2 separate regions of the Mus musculus genome follow, and region 2 is linked to region 1. Evidence: chromatin loops called from intact Hi-C (ENCODE). Cell type or tissue: heart. All regions are shown on one strand. Each heading gives the region's core, and the rest is flanking DNA. Links, peaks and the distances in the headings are about the cores only.

Region 1 (12,722 bases), core at 2,998-10,997:
CTCAAGCTGTACCTCTAACAATGCCAAACACAGGTGAAAAAGTAGCATGTTCCCACAATCACTCAAGGTGTGTGTGTGTGTGTGTGTGTGTGTGTGTGTTATTCCCAGATAAGTAGCCTATCTATTCTGATGACTCAAAAGTGAAGCATTCAGAATTTTATTCCCTGCAGTAGCAATAGGAAATTATTCACTTTCTTGAGAAAATATAAAATCCAAAACAGCCTTTGAAGACTGCACGATATGTCTGTTGAACACTCTCATCTGCATAACTTTGGGAAACTGACACATGTTTGCCTTTCTTTGACTTCTGCATTCAAAAATCTTATTCAGTAAATGAATTATTCTTCCTCAAAATTGGAGACTTACAATATTTAAAATGGTAAAAATCATATAACCATGAAGCACAGGACTATTACCAAAAAAAGTACCATGTTGTTAATTACCAGGAGACTTTGTTTACCGGTAACTGGTTTGCTACTGAAATAGCACCACTCTCAAAAAAAAAAAAAAAAAATCCATTTCTTTTTTTTCTCTCCAGCAGACAGTCTACATAGGAAAAGGCTGGAGACTGACTCTGTATAAATAGCACTGCCTCTGAGGAATGCATTGTGTAGATCTGACCACAGCAGAGCACAATGAATTAGCAGTCTGGCCTGTGCTTTGAAAGAAGTCATATGTAAATCTAGATAGGATACAAACTATGCCAACTGCCATGAGGGAGCTAAAGAACTGTATGAGACCTGAGGAAACCTGGAGCTCTCCAGGTGTCTTTGTTTGCTTGCTGATGAGGTGACAGGAAGCAGATAAGAAAGAAAATATTTGAAATGGCTCCTGAGATATAATGAGAGTTTACAAAAAGATTTGAGGGAATGTGGAAAGAATTGGGGTATGGGGTTCTTCTCAGAGGACTTCAGCATGAGACAAGTTTAGAGGAAAAATAATGAAGAGTTCCTCTGGGAGCTAATCCAATACAAATGGAATGTGAGACAAGAAAAAGAGGGGCAGCAAAAAGCTCAAAAGGGGAGCTGTATCCAAATGGTAGAGATGCTGTTGCCATGCGCACAGCATGTGGCTTATTTGGTGTGTTAGAGAGAGTGTTCCAAATGTCAAATGTGTATGAAGAAAAGTTCTGTGACCAGGGAAGCAAGTCAAATAGAATAAAACAAACCACAGGGAGCAAGTGCAGGAAGAGAATTAAAAATCAGAACTTTTATTAGTTGGACTACGGGTAAACTATTTCCACTGATGTTGAGTTTAAGAAACAGTAAAATAGAAGCATAAAGAACATTTTTTTTTAAATCACTTTCAGCAAATGCATACAGCACAGATTTGATTTGATTAATGCACAGGGGAGATGGCAACCTTACAGTGTTACTATGGCTCTACCAGTTTAGGGTGGTGGCCATGGAAATGCAAAGAAGGTGAGATGATGAGTCATTTCAAAGGTGAACTCACTCCACAGGACAGCCGCAGAGTGGAGGAAGAGCAGGTAAAGGACTACTCAAAGATGACTACATTTCATTTTGGGTGACTACTTGCCAGTAAGAGAACAAGTACGTCAGGAGGAGAGACGTGAACATATTTTGGGCCATGACACACTTGAGATTACAGAAGAATATCAAGATGAAGAAGCTCAGTAGGTTGTTAGACAGGAACTTAGGAGAGAAACTAGACCTTGGGAATTATCTAACAGATGAGTGAGTTAAATAAACCTCTGAAACAGAGGAGACTAACGAACACAGCAGAACATCAGTTGAGAAGAAGCAATACTATTTTCCTTTAAAGATGCAGAATGTCCGCTTATCTTACCCTAACAGAAGTAAACATTTTGCTCTGCTAATTCTGTGTGTGGGAGAGCTGTATGCAGGTGATCATTTAGTATGGATGTGTGAATGGGGCTTGGGAAAACAGAAGACAAATGAAACAAAGCATTTCATTCATCATTTGCTCACTGACTTGCTCAGGAATCTGTATTCTTCCTGGGCACAGTTAGGAGCAGAGTATTTACTGATAGGAAGTTGTGCTTCCAGGCTCAATGGGAAATAGGTTACTATGACTCTCAAAATGTCTCACCCTATGTGTGGGCAGATTGTGAGAGGATAACAGAATGGTCCTAAGGACACCGTGGGAAGGACAGGTAAGCTGAGATGCATGAGTCACAAAACAACTCTGTCATCTTTCAACTATGTTAGAAGAACGTCACCAAGCTGAAACAGATGGAGACATCAATGGACCAGTCACTGAGGTGGGGAGGAGCCAAGAGGGGAGGAGAAAATGGGGAAAGGAGATGGTAACATATAAGTAGTTATGTTACGCATTTTGCAATTCTGTTGTATGACTTTATACAAAAACATGTTTTAAAGTAGCTTTGAGGAGCTACAGGAGAGGCTGTTAGCCTTGACCAAGGCAGGTGCTTTCTGGTTCTCTGTAAATAGATCACAAATGTGGAGGATTTGATTCTTATCATACATCAGTCTTAACAAAAACCAGCCTTAACTCTTACTAACCCTGATCACCCATTGAAACAGAGATGGCCTATAAAACAAACAAACAAAACAAACAAACAAACATCAAAAACAAACAAACAACAGGAGAAGTACTTGTTTTCTTCTACTGTATGAGTCTGATACTGAGGTTCTGCGCCCACAGAAACAGCCCAGGTCCTGATGTGGCCCTTTGGGATGGATCTGGATCCCATGAGGTCAGCCACTAACTTCAGTATTTGCTTCCCTCTGCTTCCTTCCCAACACATTGGCCAACTGTTTCTTCATTACTCCATCTTTTTGTAACCAAGCAATCCATACATTAATTGGACAGAGTAGTGGAAAATCATTATTTACAAGCAGAGTATGTTTGGAAAGCTAAAGCCCTACAAACTGATGTCATTGTTAATGTGAATGCACCATCCTCCTGTAACACACCTTGAAAATTATAGGCTTTCCATCTTAGAAAACCAAGGAAGCAGACAGAATACTGAAACGCGGGTTGGGTAAAAATGAACATGGGTGTAGAGTCCTTGTAGAGCCTGGTCCCTGACGGCAAAGGCTCTCCATCTCTCTAGTTAATCAATAATAATGATTTATTATTATTTATTATTAATAATGATTTTCCACTACTCTGTCCAATTGATGTATGGATTTCTTGGTTACAAACCACACCTGAAGGCCAAACATAGGAATGTAAGATATCCAATCCTTTAGCAGAATAAGAGAAATAAATGAACACAGAATGGCTATTTCAGTCAAAGAATTATTTTAATCATAAAAATAGAACTAGCTCTGCAAGTAAGAGCAAATACTGCTCAACAGAGGACCTTAATTTGGTTCCCAGCATCCACATGGTAATTCACAGCCAACTGTAACTCCAGCTCCAGGGAAACCCATCATCTCTGGCCTATAGAGGCACAGGTACTCACATGCATGTACCTATACACAGACACAAAATTTAAAAATAAAAATAAATCTAAACAAATTTTGGTTATAAAAGAATTGCTAGATTAGATTAGATGTTCCTCAAAAGATCTGTGTGTTCTAGGCTTATTGCCCAGAGTGACGTTATCGATAGGTAGGATCTAAAGGGAGAATTTTAGATAACTGGGGTCATATTCTCCAAGGGGATAGAGGGGGTCCAACCCCTTCCTATTTCTCTTTGTTGTCTAATCATGCACTGAGGAGTTTGGTTCCTCCAGACAGTCCACCATGATATGCTGCCCAAAGAGTCATAGACCTAAATGTCTAAATGTCTAAAACTCTGATATAAAATAAACATTTTCTTCTTTACAAGTTGATTGTTATAGCTGGGCTTGATGTCACATGCCTCTAATCCCAGTATTTGGGAGGTAGAGTAAGGCAGATCTCTGTGAGTTCAAGGCCAGCCTGGTCTACAGAGAGTTCCATAATGAGACCTTATCTCAATAAAAACAAAAATTGTTATAGTGATAGACTTTAGACTGGTCTATTAATAGGGTCTATTAATTGGTAGCATGAACCATTATAGCACACATGCAGCCGTGACTAACAACAGCAGCAAAAGCAAATTAGTGTTTTCATACCATAAGACTTTCAGAGCTAGACCATTCCAGGGTTGATGGAGCAACTAGTTCTTTCTAACTTCTGGTTCTGCATTCTTAGCCTTCAGATCAACAATCAACCCACAATGCCATATCAACATTCCAGGTAGATAAGGAAGGAATTCTGAACAAACCCAAAACCCAAATTGGATAAAGATCAAGTTCAAGTTTTTTCTTATAATGATCTAAGGAAAATAAATGAATATAAAATACAGATGCCTAATGCTAAGACAATCTGAATTAAAAGGTAAATATTAAATAGCTTGATCAGAAAAATAATCAAAACATCTAAAAAGAGCAGAGAACATACTACATACAAAAACACATAAGATGGGGCCAAAGCCATACTTAATATGAAATCCTAACTCTTAAATATATACATTAGTAATTATACTACTAATAAATACTAAATTTTATAAAATTAAAATATTTAAGATTTTAATTGATAAAAATCAATAAACTAGAAAATATAAAAATAGAACTGATGAAAATCAATTTAAAAGGGGGAAATAAACAAATAAATAACTAAAAGGTGAGTAAAAGATTATAAAGAAGAAAAATAATTATAGCAATATGTGTCTATGTCTCTATTTAGAGATATAAAATATTAATAAAACTGGCAGAGTTTCTTTTAAAATATGTTTTATCAAATATGACCTAAAACAGAAAATAGATCCATAAGTAAAAGAAATGAAGACTGTCAAAGAATAATTCCTTTAAAAAAATATTGTATTATTTTGTACAAGCCTACTTGTGCCAATGTTGATCAAAACAAACTGACAAGAACTAGTTATTGTTCTATTTAAACTGTTTTAGTCATAAAACTTAATTTCTCCGGTGATTTTATGGAGAAATGATTATTTCTGAGGATGGTGTACAGACACAGATATCCTGTTTGCTCAAAGCTTTGTCAATTTGAACTCAAGAGAGGCATTAGGTAAAATTGTGTCTCCTAAGTTTTATTAACATTCGAGGCTAATGATGGGTGTCCTGTGTTTCCCTGTAAACCTGTGTTTTCTTCTACTCAACACCTACATATCTTTCAGATCTCAGCTCACAGCTCAGATTCTCCATTAGGCAGATCATATCTCCTCTTCTATGGTTTCATTGAATTTTTCACTTTATTAGACCTAATGCCTTCTTATTAAACTTTTTGTGCTCATATGCACATGTGTGTGGTGGCATTAGGCTTCTTGCTCTACGATATTCTACTTCAGTTTTTGAGGCTGGGTCTTTCATTGACCTTGGAGTCCATTAATGGGTTAGACTGTCTGGGCATCCACTCTGGGGACCCACTTGTCTCTGACATAGCACCTTTTATGCCGGTGCTGGAGATCCAAACTGAGGTCCTAAAGCCTACACAGCAAGCACTTAACTCACTGAGCCATCTCCCCAAGGCCAGTTTGCTATTTATGTATTTAATGTCTCTCAAGCCTAATCTGCATGAACATATAGATTGTGCCACTGTTGTTTGTACCACTATACAGACAGCAACTAAGTCCTTGGTAATTACAATATATTAAATATGAACTGATCCAGGGAACACTACTATAGCTATCAGCAATAGCTGAGAAATGACCTTAAATGGGTGTCACGACGCTGTCAGTCTGGGCAAGTGTCCCTTACTAGATTGGGGTAGGTCCTTGGAAGAACTCTCACTGTTTTCAGTATGCCACAAGAGGCAGCCCTCCTTGACACAGACAGAGAGGCCTTATATTCTGGGTTATGGTCCTGTCCAAGCTGCCTGGGAGACATGTGATTCTCTATACGCCTTTCTATATTTATGTTCTATCTTTTCAATTCACCCTTCACAGTTCATCCTCATTTCTTTAATTTTCAAGTTGATGAGACGCCCATCATTAGCTTCAAATGTAAATAAAGCTTAGGAGACACAATTTTACTTAATGCCTATCTTGAGTTCAAATTGAAATGTAGGAAATGTCCCTGTCATCTCTCCCCTCGTCCCCTCCTTTATCAAATAAGCTGTTAACATACACTCAAAAAAGACGAAAAAAAAATCCTTCATAGTAATGTTTACAGTGTGGCCACAAAGCATCACTATAAATGGTGCTCTGAGTGGAACTGAATCTTATAAACATTTATTCAAACTACAGCAACATTATTTGCGCTTATGAGGCTAAGTGCCTCTTATACACTGGTCTGTCACATGCATAGGAAAGTTACTTATGCTGATGCTGTCCCTCTGGAGAAGTTATACTCTACTGAGTATTACAATCCCACAGGTTTCACACACAAGCTCCAAAAGCAGTTGAGGAAACAATGTCTTCACTCAGAGTAGCTAATAAATTAATTAATAATAAATTAATGAAAAAATGAATGAGTAGAAGTTGTGGCAGCAGAGCTTCATGTCTTTTCTGCTGTGAGGATGGTCTTGTGACATCTTGTATCTTAATATCTATTGACTCTCACATGCTTGTTGATTCTAACAATGGGCCTTAGAATTGTCTACCTTTATTTAAAGGTGTATCCAGAAGGAATTTGATTTTCATTTTTTAGTGAGAACATTTTGAAAGACACTGTTAAGGTTAGATGTAAAAGCTTGGCATACTGACTCATGACTATAGTAATCCCAGCAACTAGGAGTCTGAGGCAGGAGAATTGCTGGGAATTCAAAGCCAGCCTGGGTTTGAATAGCAAGTCCCAGGTCTGTATGAGCTACAAAGAGTAAGACCCTGTTCTCAAGAGAAAAAAAAAAAAAAACTGTCCGGTGGGCAGGTGGAAGAAGCCTGCCTTTTCCTACCCACAGCAGGAACCACTATGAGCAACTATATGATGGAGAGATGAGAAAGAGAAGATGAAGAGTTTGTGCTCTGTGAAAAAAGGAAAAGGACGCACTGGAGACATGAGGGTGGTGAGGAACAGTCTGATATAAGTAGCCTTATATCACCTGCGGCCATGGTGATAAGCCAGCCTGTACTACCACTGAAAGCCATGTCTGGTTCCGTGGCCATGCAGAAACTGGGGTCTGGGTTAATGTCCATGGCCCATGTTATCACCAAAGGTCATGTGGAAGCCCCTGCTGCCTGAAGCCGTGTCGATGTCCAAGGGCTGTGCAGAGCTGGCCCACCCTTCACTTGCTGCAGTACTTGGGAGAGCTCCCCCTGGTGGTGCAGAGGTGCAGGAGAACCGGTAAGCTGTACCACCCGGGGCCCAGATCCAGGGCTTTGCATTGACTCCCCCCAACATCTATCCCATCTATGAACTGAACTGCTAGAGCACAGGAAGGAACTGGTACTATACATCCCAAGCTGCAGGATCTCCATGACACAAGACAATAACAGGATAACTTGAGATGTATCCCAGTGAGCATCCAGTATTGAGAGTATAGTAGAAACCCTGAACTAGACCGTGATTCAGTACAGTGAACATATGTAAGTAAAGTTGTTTAGGCAAATGGGTACACTGTGTGATACACAGTGACATACCACAGCTCCCAGGCAAGATGTTTGGGTTTTTTGTTTTGTTTGTTTGCTTGCTTGCTTGTTTTCTTTGGAGTGGGAGGTTGCAAAGGCAGAAGGCATATATGAAGGGGCAGGATTAGGGTGCATGATGGGAAATTAACAAAGAATCAAAAAAGTAGAGAAACAAACAGGAAAAAAGGAGACAAATGAAGTTGAACGGTTCTGTATAGAAATTCCTGTATACCATTTGGAACATAATGCTTATACCAACGATGCTTTTGTGCATCTATGATGGTGCTAGGAGCTTATGCATGCCAGACAAAGTCTAACTCTAGCTACATGCCCAACCTCTTTGTATCATTTTGAAAGTTAAAAATCAACAAAAATAACTTCTCCAAGACAATAATTACATTTATAAGCATATGTGGTTATTGAAAGAGAGAAAATAGAGATTCCCAAATATAGAGATAATCTCTTGCAAAAGGTGATTGTCCTAGTTTCATATCTGTTACTGTGATAAAACACCCTGGCAAAAAGGTGACTGAGTGGAAAAAGAGCTTATTTGGCTTACAATTCTAGATCACCTCAAATCATTTTGGGTAAATTAAGGCAAGAGACTGAGACATCTGATTATACCATATCAACAGTGAAGAGGAGAGAAGGAGAGAAAGAGAGAGAGACAGACAGACAGACAGACAGACAGACAGACCAATCCTGCCTGCTTGCTCACTAACTCATGGTCTAGCCTAGGGAATGGTGCCACCCACAGTGGGCTGGATCTTCTATCAATTAACAATCAAAACCATTTCCCAAAAATATAACCATAAGCCAATCTGATTAAAATAATTCCTTATTTGATGATCTCTTCTAAGGTGATTTTAGGTTATATCAAGTTGACAATTAAAACTAACCAGTAACTAATTTTTTTCCAAGTTTTTTTAAGTCTCCATGCTTACATTTAGACTCACCTATGAGGAAACAAGGCACAGAAGCATAGGGCACCTTTAAATAGATCGTCTTTATCTGAAGAGCCTGTTAACATGTTTGATTGCTAACTGATGGTGAAGGACCCAGCCCACTGTGGGAGGTTAGAGCCCAGAAGGAATTGGGGGGTGGGGGAGGAGAGTGTGGTAGAAATATTGAAAATACAGTACTCATTGATGAGCTCTCAAAAAATAAATAATGTAAAAAATATTTCTAAGCCCCCCCCCCTACAGGTTATATAATCAACACAAATTGCTGCAAAGGGAGTATACTGACTGGCAGAGCTGCCTGCGAGTTGCTCAGGGAGTTCCAAGAACACAGTTTTCATGAGTTTGTGGGAGTGGTGAACCTTTTAGTGCCATGGCTATCTTTGAATCACAAAGGCTCCTATAACTTCCCAATCAAAAATAAACCTTGCTGGCTTGCTAAGCTGGTCTTGAGTAGAATCATTTCATTTGTCTGTTACTGATAACCTGACATTTCTTCACATCCTTCCAGAAAAGCCATGCAATAAGCTCAATTTACACCTGAGAAGGCTAATTTCTTACACATAGACGTTGCATTGGTTACAGGAACTAGTACTCTGATCTAGGGATAGTTTAAAAGAAAAATAGAAAAAGAAAAAAGTACCTCAACAAGGGAGATGACCCAAAATACCAGAATAAAGTAGTTTTTAAAACTGCATATAGTTTTTAATTACATCACTTGAGAAACGTGCTGGCATAGAAAAGCAGGAAAATGTCAGTCATGAAAGTAGAAATTATGGAAGTTTAAACACTTCTAGGATGTGTAAATGAAGGACACAGTGAGACTTGGATGAAGGCACGTATAGGAGAGCAGGGGTGGGGAGCACTGGTTAGTGTCCATTACAACAAAGCTTGGGATGAGCTATCATCACAGGCAGCATTTGTAAAAGCCAAATCATTTCCTTTGGGCTAGACTCACCTAGCCTTCCACTCTTAATCTGGTTTCATTGGTAAGTTTATCTCCCAGGGAAAGGGCATATTGACAAGCTGACAGGAATGTTTGACCTGCTGGCAGTTATAATTGTAAACTAATAAATTGCATTTTTCAGGTATACAGTAATGTCTTGTGAGTTTTATTGAATTTGATTAACTATCTAAAGTCCTTAGCATTTTCAAATCAAAAGCTGAAAGGTCAGTTCTCAGTCCTTGGTAACCTTACTAGGAGACACTACCTAGGAAGCCCATCCTGGATAGCTTATTACCTTCTAATCATTACAATTACCAGCCTTCAGGGAGCTACTGGATCCCAGAGCTCACATGGTTGCCACTTATACTCGACATTCCTTAGTAACTTGGTCAAGGTCATCCATTAAGGCCCCTAGAAAGCACCTAACAGACCCAGAGAGTTCTTCTCTTATCTGAGTACTTCCATCTCACATAGGCCCAGCTTGGGCTACAGAGTAACAAACTCTTCTAACACAGGAGTGATTGGTGTATGTGCAGAAGGTACACGAGAGTGTCACAAGGGAGGAACAGTGAAGTAGGAAAAGGAGAGAAGGCAGGCAGGAGAAGGTAGGAAGTGCACTTCTTCAAATGCTTCTATTTTCTCTATGACAAGTGGGATATGCTGTGCATAGTAATAACCATTTGAATTGCCTTGCAAACTGCTTGCTCTTATCACTTGCCAAGTTTTTAAAAACTTTCTTCCCTCTCTTTATTTGCTGTGGGTCTTCTATATTTCACATCAATATTTTTCATATATATTAAACATGTGGCAATGTTCTACTGACAAAGCTCTTAGGTTTTATGACATTTGCTACTGGACAGAATTACTTTTATATTTTTAAGTATTTCTGTTTTATTTCTTGGGAAGTTTTTCTCTCTATTCTCAAGTAATTCTGTCAGATTTTTTTCTAGTAATTTCATTTTTTTTTCAGAGTTTCACTTCTGCCTCTAATAATGACAAGAGTTCAAATTATTTTTAAAAAACCACACCTGCCTCAGATTTCCTTCTACTACTTATGCCCACTATTTTAATATTATTGTTACAACAAAGGGCCAAAGACAGGCATGGTGGAGCATGTCCCTAATCTCATCCTTGGGAGGTAGAAGCGGTAAGTTCAAGAGTTCTAAGTCAACCTTGGCTACCAAGTCAGTTCAAGGCCACCCTGGGGTCCACAGGACTATCTCACAAATGGGAAGGGATAGCTTGAGAACTATCGTATAGATTATAAAAGGCACATTGTGTAGAGATCCCACCCTTTTCTGCTTATTTAACTGATTTTGATACTAACAGCCAGATCAACCTTCATACACCTTTTAACTATCAAACACTATTACATAATACAACTGTGAATTATAACAAACTGGCTATGTATAGGTATACAGGCTGTGCCTATACAATCCATTTCCACAGTGCTGCTTGAGTACCGGAGAGAAGAAAATCTCTTCATTTATGCTTCTGCTTAAAAGACCACTTCAAGGGCCTCTGTGTGGCCATCTATAAACGCTCCACTCACAGTATTCTGCACTGCTGTCTCTTCAAATACATTTCTTTCAATTATTTGACACATATATGCCATCTCACACTTAGTTATCCTACAACAATAGCAATGATCTTATCTTGTTTACCTCCATGTATCTCCAACAGCTATGACTACAAGGATGATTTCTAACAGGCTGAACAAATAACAGTTGAGAATACAATCAGGAAAGAGCAGAAGTACATGGCAACCATAAACCAGAAGCTGCCCCGTTACCCAGCTGCTCTCAGGGGGTGTGTGTAGATACAGAGGTCACTTTCCTTTTTAAGATTCCAGTTGTCTATCAGCAGAGTCCTTGTTCTTAGAATACAACAACAGCATGGTCTGACTCCAATACCTCCAATGACAGATACTATCACTGTTGTTGAAGGGATATATCCCATGAGGCCACAGTGCTTTGCTGGGAGTCAATTCTGGAAACATATACTTGAGCCCACTCCTCCAAACCTCTCAATAGCTTTACAAGGAAAGGATGGTAGCTTCAAAACTCTCATTAATATTCTTCATTCTCTCTGTAACAGCTAGCATGGCTTGAGACCTACAAGTTATTAAAGATATAAAAACGAGAAACTGTGTATTATCAACTTCAAAAGTATTATGTATTATATAATTCTATAATACAATACAGAGAGAATATACAAAACTAGCATAAAAGCATGGATATTTATACAGGAAAAAATAATTACTAAATACACTAAAATATTCTTGTAGTTATCTCTACTGGTAAACTGTATGTAATAAATTCTATTTTTGCTTAAGTTTTCTCTAATATTTCTTTTAAGGGGGAGAAAAACCTTTATCCCCCTCCTCACCATTTCAAACAAAGAAAAAAAGTCCTCCAAAAGGGGGGAAGGTCTAAATGGATTTTGGAATGTTATAGGCAGTTTAGACTGAAGGTACTAGTCTGAACACAACGTCGTAATTTATTATGTATTACACCCCTAAAGGACGAGCAATGTGCCCGATGATCCAGCAACCAAGCATGCGCCTACTCCAGTGGGACAGTCCGGCTGCTGCTCTCTGCCACACAAAGGGCAGCCAGCTATCTTGGGAACTAAACCTGAGGTGAGAGGAGGCAGGGCTGCAGCTGTTGGAAAGTTTGCTGTTTACTGTAGAAGCACATCCCTTAGAACTGACTACAGTAAACAGAATGTCAAGTGCCTTTCTCTACCCAGTGGCTCAATGAGATTTTTAAAAAGGCAAGATTCACTGAGCTCCTTTAAGACTCCTTCCAAAACCATGTCCTTCTAACTAACACGTATCTATTTCTGGGTTGTTGTTCAGCTCTTCATTTTCTCTACCCATGAGCTACCAAAAACCTGTAGGACAAAACAAGGCCTTTATTCACAAGCAAAAATAGCCATGAAGTGCCCCACATTCATAATTGTCAAACTTTCCTATTAGCTCTGAATCAATGAATAATACCACTATCTGATACTTTAAAATAATTCTTAAAAATTAATTTACAAATGGGTCAATGAACCAAACTGCGTTTTTTAAAAGAAATGAAAATGACTAATAGGTATTTTTAAAAGTATTCAACATTTTTAGCCATCAGGGAAATGCAAACGCAAACTACTTTGAGATTCCACCTCACCCCAATGAGAATGTTTTCTCATGGAGAGAACAAAGGCCAACACGCTGGGCAGTGCTCCTTGTCTGTGTGTGGACTGCTGCTACTAGGAGTATAACCAAGAATAGCCACTGTGGAAATCTGCTGCAGTCTTCTCCAAACAAA
Region 2 (12,722 bases), core at 3,082-11,081, 100 kb before region 1:
GTGTGTATGTTTCTATGTGTGTGTATGTGTGTATGTAAATGTATGTGTATGTGTGTGAGTGTGTGTGTATGTGAGTGTATGTGCATGTGTGTTTGAGTGTGAATGTGTGTATGTTTGTATGTGTGTGTATGTGTGTGTAAATGTATGTGTGAGTGTGTATGTGAGTGTATGTTAATGTGTCTGTATGTGTGTGTTCTTTTGGATTTTAATGGGGAAAAAGAACAAATGCAGAAGTAGTGTTTCTCAGTGGTTGCTTCAGGGTCCTTCCTTCTGTATAAGAATTATTTAAGAATCTCAGTATAAAAAGAGTCCTGAACCCCATCCAAGACCCTGAATCAGGACTTAGATTTGGGCCTGGAAATTCTAGTTTCCATTAATCTCTTTGATGCTACTAATGCAGTGGGTCAATAATGTCTAAACTCAAGCAGACATCACTATAAGAATTTCAGTAACAAGCTGTAAGAAGTAATAGTGGGGAGTTTTCAATAAGTCATGTACTTAATGACAAAACCAAATCAAAACAATTTCTCCTTTTTTCTTTTATTCAAGAGCTCATGGATGAATTTTGGCCTTGAATTGGGCAAACTGCTTTAACAATCACAAGGATTGAATAGAAAAACAAGAAAGCTAACAAATCACCAACCATTACACCAAATATCTAGTATGACCTTCACACACTGGAATAATCAAGTCAAAGAAGTGACTTGCTTGCTTGCTTGCTTGCTTGCTTGCCTGTTTGTTCCTGAACAGGTTTCTCATAGGCTGGCCTCCATCTACTTCCTAGGTGCTAGGATTGCAGGTCTTTATCATAACTAATTTGTGTAGTGGTAGAGATGGATCCCATGCATGCTACGAAGGTGTTCTGCAGACTGGGCTACATCCCCAATCCAGAAAGTTTCTTTGTAAGGGTCTTAACACTGCCACATGGCTACAGTGAGGATTCAACCTGTGACAGTCCAGTGGCCTGAAGATCACAATTCTGCTATACCACAGACACTGCAGAAAACCCACTCTGCCCTGTCTGGTTCAGCCTTTACCTTTCCTTGCAAGCTTTAACAGAGCAGCTCAGCTGTGGGTCCACGTGTGTGGAGCCTCTATTTGGACTAAATTTGGCAAGCAGAATGGAACAACAATGTTAAGACTATAAATCACCTTCTATTACAATAGGGCTCCTTTTTTGAAGAGAGATTTCCATATAAATTAAATTGAGCTGAGTACCAGAAAGGAGGTTGTTGCTTTTCATTTAAAAAAAAATTAACAACTTTCAAGACTATTTCAATTATTTGTATTTTTCTGAAGCATTTTAATAAATATTTTTATAAAGTGAATTACATGGTTTGCTTCCTAATAACCCAAAGCCCGGATTAAAGAAAGGTGTTTGGCAAGAGAAAGCACGTTTCCCAGACCTCTTTAGTTATGGTTTTTATGTAAATACTCAAAAGCATTTGAAGGAGATAAAAAATTATATAATAAATCAGAAGCAAAGTTTCTGTCGCTGTGTAAAGAAGAATAAAAATTTAAAGCAACATTTACACAAATCCCAATGTAAATCGCATGAAACTTAATTTAGATCATATGTGGGGAAATATGCTATATTTATGTTTATATTCGTTGTCTTTCCAGAATTAAAGACTCAATGTTTGCTTTCACTTCTCTGTCATAACACAAACCCAAAGAAATAAAATTAAAGTCAGACCACGTGGCACAGCCTGTGGTGGCAGCTCCTCACAGTTGAAAATGGGGCACATAAGTCAAGGCACAAGTGCAAGGACAGACCTTCTCTCAAAGGAAACGAGGGCTATGGGTGGATCTTAACAGCACAGATCATCTATAGCATCCCAGCCAACTGCACACACACCCATACAGGAGTAACCTTGAGTGTGATGAGCAGACACACATCTGGAATGGTAGCATTCAGGAGGAAGGCTGAGTTTGAAGAAGACTGTGATTCTCAGGCCAGCCACAGCTGTATAGTAAGACATTGTCTCCAAAAACCTAAAACCAAAACATAAGAAAGTAAAAACCTTGATTCACACAAGACTTGGCTCTCATGGACAGTAGCTTTGCCTGTGTTCCTATATTTAGCTTTTCTTGATGAATTGCATACTGGAATAATTGTTGCTTCAGATGACATTGCTTCAAACCATTTCCTCACCAAGGTTACATAATTCCTCTCATTGAAAGAAAGAAAGAAAGAAAGAAAGAAAGGAAGGAAGGAAGGAAGGAAGGAAGGAAGAAAGAAAGAAAGAAAGAAAGAAAGAAAGAAAGAAAGAAAGAAGGAAAGAAAGAAAGAGAGAGAGAGAGAAAGAGAAAGAAAGAGAAGAGAAAAAGCATTTCCTTCAAAGGAGAAGAGGTAGGGAGGTAGTGACAAGAGATCTTGCTTGAAAATTTACCTAGAGTGCCCTCTACTACTGGATAAAATTTAAGTTTTATTTGGCTAGTCATTCAAGCAAAACTAATTTCAAAGGGAGTTGAAGGTATAAAATCCCTAAGTCTTTCTCTCTTCCTCATTTTTAAAGATTTATTTTATTTTCAGTTGTGTCTATTGCAGAGGGTGCATGTGAGCACATGTGCCCATGGAAGTCATGGGTGGTTTTTTTCCCCAGAACTGAAGTTAGAAGCAGTTGTGAGCCACCTGATGTAGGTGCTGGGAACCAATACCTACATCAGACCACTGGAAGAGTAATATAAACTCTTAACCACTGAGCCATCTCTCCAGCCCTTCTTTCCATATTTGAAGTAAAATCTTTGAAATAGAGATTCTCCATTCTCACTTCTGGCCAGGCAAAACTACCCTTGTGGCAGCGTGTCTGCTACATGTCCTGAAACATCAAAATGACTCATTTTACGTTCCTCATAATTGGTGCCACTATCTGATTAACTCCCCTTTACTAAAATTTCAAAGATCTTTTCCTGAAGCTTTTAAAGACTGGTGCCAAAATGCAGAAAGCCAAAACTATTCTCATGATCTTACTTCACAGCTTGCTCTGTTCTTTGGCACGTTTCTTCATGTCTTCCAGAATCTCCCATCTTAACCTTGTACCTAAGCATGATTGAACAGTCATGTGACCCTGGTTGTTACAGATTGAGTATAAAGTATCCCTCCAAAAGATTCATGTATTTACAGCTTCATTTCCAGCTAAGTACTATTTTGGAAAGTTCTGGAAGCTTTAGAAGTGTGGCCTACCTGAAGATCATAAGCCACATGTGTGTGTTTGATGTTAGCTGGCAGGTATTTTGTCCTAGGTTTTCTTGAGTGGACACTCATATGTCACGTGTTCTGGCTGCCATGATGACTGCCTAATTGCAAGTCAAGGAACATTAGAGAAATTTCCATGACCCTGGGCAATGAATTTACTGCAGCCTCAGTAACAGCAGTGGCTAAAACACAGAAGGAAATGACTCCTCTCCTTTGGAACCAAATAATATCCAGTAGCCTTTCAGGGAGTAATGGGGCCGAATGACCCCCTCTCCAATCCACAGCAGAACACTGAAGAGCCCAATCCTGTGCTGCTCTCGAGCAGGTAACCGCGGCTACTATAAATTCATGACTTCAATGGCTGTGTCATGTCCAGAAGGCAGAACTTTACAACATAACATGATGGGCAGACATATTTTCAGCATGGAGAGAACGGAAAGACAGTTGTCTTTGGGGTAAACTTTGGTAAACATCTTTCAAAACAACGACAACAAAACCAAGTTCACCTTCTTACTAGAAGTCCTCTTACATTTTTTCATTAGGTCAATTTCTTACACACACACACACACACACACACACACACACACGAAAAAAAAATGTCTGCAGTAGCAAGAAGGAAAAGGCACATTAAGCAGACTTTAGGAAAGAGTTGCGAGGTTTACATTAACAAAGCCACTACTGTACTGGGTGCACATCGAAATTAAGCGAATGAGAAGATCAAATCTAAGTACTGACAATGAATGAGTAAACATCTGTTCTCCTGCTAATTTTCAAGTAAGGAAGTGAAGGTTGGAGAGGTAAAGGCTGAGGCGATGCAGCACTGGATAATTTTCTCTCACCCGCTGCATCCTCCTGTGAACACTTACAGAGTAGCTGCTGTGACTACATCACTGAACGGAGCACTGGGCAGGGAATTCCAATTTTAAGAGGCAAGCTCCCAGCTTCGTGTCCTTCAGTGTCTGATGCTCACGTGCACTTTAAGATAGATGAGGAGTGAGCTGGCAGAGACCCTCCACTCTATCTGAAAAGATGAGGTGAACAGAATACAGAAGACTGCATAAATACAAAGCACAAGAGCGTGGCTTAAGTCCTCAGGGTGAGCCTATTAGTGAAGCATCGCATATTATTGGAAACTCATACATATTCAGACTCTCATGAGGATGGTAGCTCCCTTGAGAGAGAAGTGACCTGAAGTGTGCCTTTGATTTCAATCTTAGGGTCAAAGAAGAAACAAGGGCAGCGGGAAGGAAACAACTTCCTAAAGAAAAGATTGCAGAAAAGGCAAAAGGGGGAATTGACTGCTGTCCATTTCAGCGTGGTATTCATACAGGCCTTGACTACAATGGGATTGGGTTACAGTCCCCTTTGTACGTATTAGCTCTTTATTGGAAAAAGCATGAAAGAAGAAAGTAACAATGCATGAGAATACTTTGTTAGTGTTTATTAAGCTATTCCTGAGCATATATCAGCAGGCTCAGCTCTCAGATATAGCTGTTGGAAGAATCATTTTCAAGTCTTAAAAAAGAAAAAATAGATTCCAGAGAGCTACTTGGTGCTCCCAATATATTGGCTATTTGGGATCCTCTTTAAAACATCCTCCCTGTGTTTACAGGAGATGAAGAAGCAATCACAAACAGCTGTCTTCTGAGCACGAGATTTGACACACCAGGCTGCCTCAAGTGCCTGAGATCTTCAGATCTTAGAAACTATAATTCCAATACTTGTAGTTTCCTGTTTACATTTTCCTTTGGAAGCTAAAATTGGTCACTTCAGTGACGAATTTCATGATGATTAAATGGCTGGATCAAAAGGAAACAACCTTAGTCAGTCTTGAGGAAAATCAGTGCATACAGGCTCTTTTAAAGACAGAGAGAGTCGATGATGCTTGTACATCATTTGTGACACAGGAAACCCAACAACCAGGAAGAATCACAATTGAGTCTTTTCTTGAGTGGCTGCTGGCTGTTTTCCTCTCTGTGGGACAGGATATTAACTGGAACATTTCTTCTTTTCCAAAGGAACTTATGCTTAAGGGACATGTGGAACATGCTCGATTTAAGCTTTAGGAACACGTTCAAAGTTAATTCTTCCATAACAGAAATGGAAAGACTGTGATAGCATCAGGCCTGTCTCTCAACAATGCCCCCAGGTTCAAGCCTCCCTTCTCCTTGTGCGGTACAAAAGAGAAAGTAGGGCACTTCTTGGCTGCTTTGAGGAGGACACAGCCTGTGCCAGAGAAAGCACAGGCTTCCAAGTTGCAACCCAAGACACCGAGAGTTGAAGGGATCTTTTTATGTAGCTCAAGCACAGGAACAAGTTCTCAACACCAAAGGAGGTAGGGTTACAGGATAGAGACACAATTGCAGGCCAGCTCCCAGGGGGAGCGGTTGGTAGGGGCGGGGGTGTAGGGCAAAACCAACAGGATGTGGCAACTGTTCTTTACCATCACCCGACTGGTAACAAAAACAAGAAATTAAGAAATGCATTTTTTTCTAGCTGCATATATATCAAAAGATGGCCTAGTCGGCCATCACTGGAAAGAGAGGCCCATTGGACTTGCAAACTTTATATGCCCCAGTACAGGGGAATACCAGGGCCAAAAAGGGGGAGTGGGTGGGCAGGGGAGTGGGGGTGGGTGGATATGGGGGACTTTTGGTATAGCATTGGAAATGTAAATGAGTTAAATACCTAATAAAAAATGGAAAAAAAAAAAAGAAATGCATTTTTTGTTTAGTTTTTGAAGGTGACACTTTTTGTTATTTCTATTTTTTTTTTTATTTTGTAATCTGAGGTTTGAGGAACTCCTCTGTTTTCGGCTATCTTAGTCAAGCCTCGGCCTGAAATGAGCCCTCTTTCCTAATATACTTAGTTCCTCAAATGAAACACAACTAGCATGTATAATGACCTCGAGTAAAGGGCACCAGTAGTTGACAAAGCAGACTGGATAAACTACCACAATACAAGCACAGTACGTAGAATCTTCAAAGATGATGGCGCCCTGCTTTCTACATCTGGCCTTTCTGAGACCTTCTACCAAAAGTACCATAAAGAAGTTAGGTTATAATTCGAGATCTGCCAAGTCTCAAAGGGTGCTTCAGTGTTCTGAACAACACCACTATGGGGCTGAGACTGGTGCATCCTCATTGCCAGCCTACACAGCTTCTCTCCATACCCAAGCATACAAAGCACTGCGTGAGAGAAATGTCCGTAAGCAACGTGCTTTGTCACCCAGTTTGGAAGATGAGGGTAACATAATGCAGGTGAGTCAGAAAAAAAACTGGGTTCAGATTCTGAAGTTACCCTATTTCTCAAACTGGGCAACCTTAAACAAGCTATTTAAAATTGCCCAACATTTCACCTGCTCATCTGTAGTTCAATCTCATGAAGTTCAGTATAAATCACCCCAGTCAATATTTATGAAATTGTATTTAGACTGAGCTGGGGAGAACAAAAGATACAGAACTAATAACAGCCAGCTGGTCTTGGCAGAGTGGAGGGAGTCACAGAACTCATGCAAGCAGGCTTCAGACTGCCTAGAACATATGCCCAAGCCTCAAAAGGCAAGCTGTTTGCGTTGTGAGATTCTCCAGAGCCCAGGATAGTTTGGCTACAAACACCCAGTGTGCCACGAGACACGAGAAGGGAGAAGTCACGTGGCCCTTTCTCCACCCCCAGGAGAGAAGATTGTTCTTCAGCTGCAGATGTCCCCAAACAGCTCAGGGAACTAAACAAGAGAGCTCAGGGGGAAAAACGTGCCAGGAGCTTTTGCCAAATTTGGAAGAGCTCAGACCTGGATCCTGCCTCTAGAAACCACAGCACACCTCCCTTTTGGGTAAAAGAAAGGAAGACAGGCAGGCAGAAAAGGGAGGGAGGGAGGGGAGAGAGAGAAAAAGAGAGACAGACAGACAGACAGACAGGACACTTGAGGCCCTTATAGATATACAAGACCATCTCCCAGAGAAACTGGAATGCGTCATACCGTCTTTTTCTCTAACTGGGAGAAGCTAGGAAAGGTTGAAAAAGTCAAATGCCCCTCTGTGGATCTCCCCCATTTCCTGGCCACTGACACTTGATAGTAATTGCAACATCAGCACAACCAAACACCGAGCAACAGACCCAAAAAGACCAAAAACGTATTCTTGGGTTGTAAAGAAAAGACACAGTGATCCATGGATCTTCAAAGGCAATCCACAGAAACGCAGTATGCTTGTGGTGCTAAAATTTAATGGAGGGGGGAGGAAGTTGGCAACAGTTGAGGAAAAATGATCTCTACCAAGGCTAAAGGATATGGTACTGACATTTTTTTCCAACAAGAAAAACTATCTGCCTGTCCAGCCTGGTGAAGGAACATGTAAATAAAAGGGGAGCTAGTTCCTCTTCCTAACAAGACAGTAAAAGAGAGTCATCACCCAGTATACTGTGGAAGAATATCTCCTGTCTAGTATTCCTCACGTCAAGCTCCCCAAGCTAGGGAAGGTTTCAACAGTTGACGGCTAAGGTAGCAGAGCCTATTAGAGACAAGCAGAGATGCCCATTGCACATTTGCTGAACAGGTGAGGAAAGACATGAAAAGACAGAGATGAAGCCAGGCCTCACTAAAATTGTGCTGTGGAGACGGTCACACTACAGGCTGCTGCAGGGAGCAGGCCACAGCTCGGTCTCGCCAGTCCGGAAACTAACCCAGACCCAGGCAGACTGAGAATGCTCTCAGAGGAAGTGCTGTTTATCATCGTATGATCTAAAAGAGGAGAAGTTAGACAGCCAAAAAAGCAGAAGTCAAGTTCCGTGTGAACTATACGAATTGCAGAGGGAAAGGACTGCAAACTCGTCTGCAGAGATGTGTTAACTAGCTAAAAGAAAGACTACAGTAAAACTTGTAAATCACTGTAAAATGTTAAGTTCTCTTTTGAAACACTCAGAGATTAGAATAATTTTGGATACAGTCAAATAGCAGTTCAGTTCTCAACTGACTGTCACTCCCTAATGGACCCTGAGACTGAAACTCAATACCCTTTATATGTATATATTCTGTTACTCATCTCAAGAAACATTAGAAGACAAACAGTTATAACTACAGCTGTGCACCTGACAGAGCTACAGTTTCCAACAAAAAGAAAGTAATGCTCCTGAGAGGCTCTGCCAGTGCCTGACAAATACAGAGTTGGATGCTGACAGCCAACCATTGGACTGAGCACAGGGTTCCCAATGAAGGAGTTAGAGAACGTACCCAAGGAGCTGAAGGGGTTTGCAACCCTCCCAGAGGAACTAAAATATGAACTAACCAGTATCCCCAGAGCTCCTTGGGACTAAACCACCAACCAAAGGGACTCATGGCTCTAGCTGCATATGTAGCAGAGGATGGCCTAGTTGATCATCAATGGGAAGAGAGGCCCTTGGTCCTGTGAAGGTTCTATGCCCCAGTAAAGGGGAATGCCAGGGCCAGGAAGAGGGAGTGGGTGGGGCGGGTTGGTGAGCAGGGGAAGGGGGAGGTGTTAGGAGATTTTCCGAGGAAAGGGGATAACATTTGAAATGTAAATAAACAAATCTAATAAAAACTCATAAAAAAGAAAGAAAGTAATGGATTTGTGTTTGGAAAAAAACACTGAAAGATTTTTTATAATGTTCTATACAGCATTCCTTTGACTTGACAAATCAATCGAGTTGTTTATGGGTTTTTAGACTTTTGTTAAATTAAATCTTGTTGTTTTTAACATTTATCCTCTTTTCACACAAAAGAGAAAAAACATAGTTCCTACATGATATCCAGAAGAGTATACAGTCTCAGGAGATTATAATCTTAATGAGAAAAATACCCAACATGTGACCATGTCTTAATAAACCAGTGAACACTTTCACTTGAAACTGAAAAGTTACTTTGCTACATATAAACCCACTCTGTGTACTAGGATTTAATATAAAAAGTAAAATGGACAGGATTTTATGCCTTATCTTGCCACAGTAAAACATAAAGTATGTTCTTCTGTAATCAGAGAAACCCACTGAACTATAAATAAAGGTTTGGTTTGAGGTACTATAGGTAAATTCACAAATCTCACCTGGAGAAGCAATTACATTATGTGAAAGTAGTTACCCTTTCTTTTTTAGCTAATCATATTGTCCAAAGAGAATCACATTAACTGAAATACTAAGTCAATCTCTATAAAGAAATGAGATTTTCAAAGCACATCTGGTAAATGGATTACTTCTTTTTTTTTTTATTTCAATCACTGAGTACAAAGAATTGCCACTTATTTCAAAAGAATAGAACTATTCATCCAGTGGGAAGAAATTCAATAAGTATTAAGTGATGCGCAAAATACAAGGTTAAGACAAAGCTAAGCAAATTTTCTTTCCATGAGTAATAAAATAAAAGTAAAAGAAAGGACATTGGGTTAAGAGATCTTGCTGGCAGAGATTTAATTGGCTGATCTGACATTTCTTTAAAGATTGCTTTTGAAGTCTTTACAAAACAAACAAACAAAACAATTCAAAAAAACCTCTATGCTAGGAAGTGAGCTAAAAAAGCTTATTGGTGTTACTTTGGTGATGGTGTAGTGACCTCATAGTATTGAAAGTAAGACCACCCAAAGGTCAACACAGTGTACATGCTTTAAAAGCAAAGTTGAAATAAAAATCAGGATGATAAAATGAAAGGAAAATTAGAATCTTGCTGAAAAGAAGCCATGCAACCACCATTAAGTCAGATAAAATTAGATGCTGTTAAGCTTTGCTGCAATGAGATAAAAAGTCAATGTTGATGACAAATGGCAAACTGTAATACCCAAAGTGAAATGAGAACAGGAGATATCATACGTTCTTCTGTGTATCTCTGCACAGTTTCCAGGCATGCTTAGTTTGAGCAGAACTATGTAATCACTAAGCTTCTCCCTCTCTGCTTGGCAAAAATGATGGACACTCATCTCTAATATGAAGCAGATTTGCCTTGCTGCAACTGTATGTCAGTTTATATGCCAATTGAGAAGGGAAATGCTGAGTGAAAATAAGCCAGCTATTAATTTGCAAAACAAAGAATATAGTTACAAAGACTTGAAGGCCAACAAAGTAATTTCCTAACCGAGTATAAAAAAGAAGACCCAAGCTGGGCATTGTGGTCACAGGCCTGTAATCCCAAGAGTATTCAGGAGGCTAAGTCAGGGTGATTGCCACAAGTTCAAAACCAGGCTGGATTCCATAATGAGTTCAGGACACTCTGGGCTACAAAATGGAACCTTGTCTCAAACCAAACAAACAAAGTTGATAGTTTAAACATTAGACATTTAGATCCTCCAATTTGGCAAGGCAGTTTTTGTTTTTAAACGGAGTTGATCCCATTTGATTTTAAATCACATTGAAGACTTCCACTGAAAATAACTGAACTTTTGCTATCATCAAATGGTCTTCATCCTTTGCCTTAATTTGTTTTCCGCCTTACCTAGTGTACTGAAGTTTCCTTCAAGTACTCACCGCACAGAAGTAGTGCAGGCTCCACAGGTTAAGGTCCTAATCTACCAAACTTGTCATTTAGTTGTCACTTGCTTTTCTGACTAACAACAAACACACCTGAGTGTTTTCATCATGATGACAATTCTCTAGAATAGCTCATAGAACGTAGAAAATGCAATATTTATGACAATGTTTTCACTATAAAGGAGCATTAGGTTTGTCTTAGCATCTTGTGCTTCAATAAATCATTTGACAAAGTGGGTAAATCATTGGCCATACAGTTGGGGTTCCCTGGGAGTTCCACAGACCTAATGTTCCAACTCTCTTATCCTGTGATAAGTCCTTGCTGAGGACTTCTCCCCGTTTTGAAGTTTTCCAATGATCCACCAAGTATTAAAATATCATTAAAATAAGCTCAGGTGTTATCTAATTAAAATAATTAAAATAAGTTCAGGTGTTATCTAAGCATATATATAAGAGTCATAAGTGTTCCCATCATTCCAGAAATCCTAAGAGTTTAGAAACTTTATGCTAGAATCTGGGCCAAAGACTAGATGGTTGTTTATTAATGATATAGATATGTTAAGTCAAGAATTGTGAAATGCCCTAAAACAATAGATACTTAAAATATTTGTGTCTATTATTTATAGTATACATAAGAAGTATGTAAGGGACAAACTTGATGTGTACCACACAAAGGTTTTGTGACATAAATATATGTCTCCATATAAGAAAGCACTGATTCTACCCCAAAAGTGCTAACTTGGACAAATTACAAAACCAAGGTATATTTTTTTTCTTCAATACTTTCTATTTAAATATCTCTACTATTTCAATACCTCTATTGTTCCTCTACCTAGATTTCAATCCTGCTTATAACTGCAAACTCTTTTATCCAAAGAATTAAAATCAGCAACCATTTCGTGAGCAATTTCAAAACATTATCATCAATGGGTACCTGCTCCTACTTGTCAATCTTTTTTTTTAAAAGGTCAAATTGCATTTAAAAACTAAGTGACGTGAGAAAGAAATTTTTGAGTGTTTTAAACATGAATAGAGTGGCTAAAGGAGAAAGGCACCATTTCAAGAATATTGAAATACAGCAGGCTTGTACAGGATAGAATTCCCAGCTGCAGGAAAAGAGTCTCAGAAATTTGGAAGCCCTCTCAGCAAACCATGTGGCTGCAGCAAAAGCATGCAGCTGGTGTGTTGTGATATGAGGATGCCAAGATGGCTGAAGCATATGGGAGGGTTTCTAAATTCCCTGCAAGGAGTGTAAATGTTACTCTGCAGGGCACAGGAAGCCGTTGCTTCACTCTGCCTCAGATTCCTCATCCATTTGTCTTTCTAGAGCTCGTAAACAAAATTTGTAATAATTAAGAAATTACTGAAATGCTCCAGACCATAAATAGCATGGTACTAGATACAAAGTAAGAATCCCAGAAAAGAAAACCAGGAGAATTTTTAAATGTGCTTATAATGAGCCTGGTGTAGTGGTGTATAACTTTATCATCTCTGTGAGTTCGAGGCCAGCCTGAACTACGGAGTAAATTCCAGAGGGGAAAAAAATATTGCTTATTAGGAACATTAGCAGGAGGCACTGAAGCTAGTGTGTGAATGCGCATGGGCCTGAGTGGGAACACGATGTTGATGAAAGAAGAGCTGCTCATGGTGATGCACAGCTGTTATCCCCACACTCAGAAGGCTAAGGAAAGAGGATGTTAATCCTGTGCCCAACCTACAGATCACAGCCCTCATTTTCATAACCACAGGAAACACAGAAAGCTTAGCAAGAGAGTATCTGATACAATCCCATCCTTTTCTCCAGGTTGATGAAAATGGAATTTATGATTTGATAATCTATATGATAGTCAATGGCACGATTGTGAAACCACCATCCATGATCATTCCATCCTCAATTCCAAGAGAGTATTTCTGTAACTCACAAGTGCCCAGTCTATCTCTTGACCAAGCTGGCTTGTCTGGGTTTAGCAATATAGACATGGGCTCTTGTTCTCTATGGTCTAAATCAAGTGGGAGGAACAGAAACAAACTTTAAATCTAGGTAATGAGGACACAC

The links. Hi-C counts contacts between places; a loop is a spot of excess contacts. Peaks named below come from ENCODE experiments on the same cell type or tissue, not always from the same donor. Only the 100,000 strongest peaks of a DNase experiment are listed, where the experiment ranks them.
Region 2: it touches region 1 in a loop (2.6-fold over the local background); 6 of 42 quality-filtered maps call a loop at or near these places.

Annotation. Positions count from the first base shown.
Region 1 is chr1:143,808,582-143,821,303 of GRCm38, reverse strand. No RefSeq gene overlaps it. Among named protein-coding and RNA genes, the nearest start is that of Uchl5, 38 kb to the right of the region's middle. In heart, for the core only: a CTCF peak has its summit at 7,196 (motif pointing left); a DNase peak (open chromatin) is centred at 7,163.
Region 2 is chr1:143,911,919-143,924,640 of GRCm38, reverse strand. No RefSeq gene overlaps it. Among named protein-coding and RNA genes, the nearest start is that of Gm41964, 20 kb to the left of the region's middle. In heart, for the core only: no CTCF peak of the experiment used is centred there; DNase peaks (open chromatin) are centred at 6,860 and 7,860.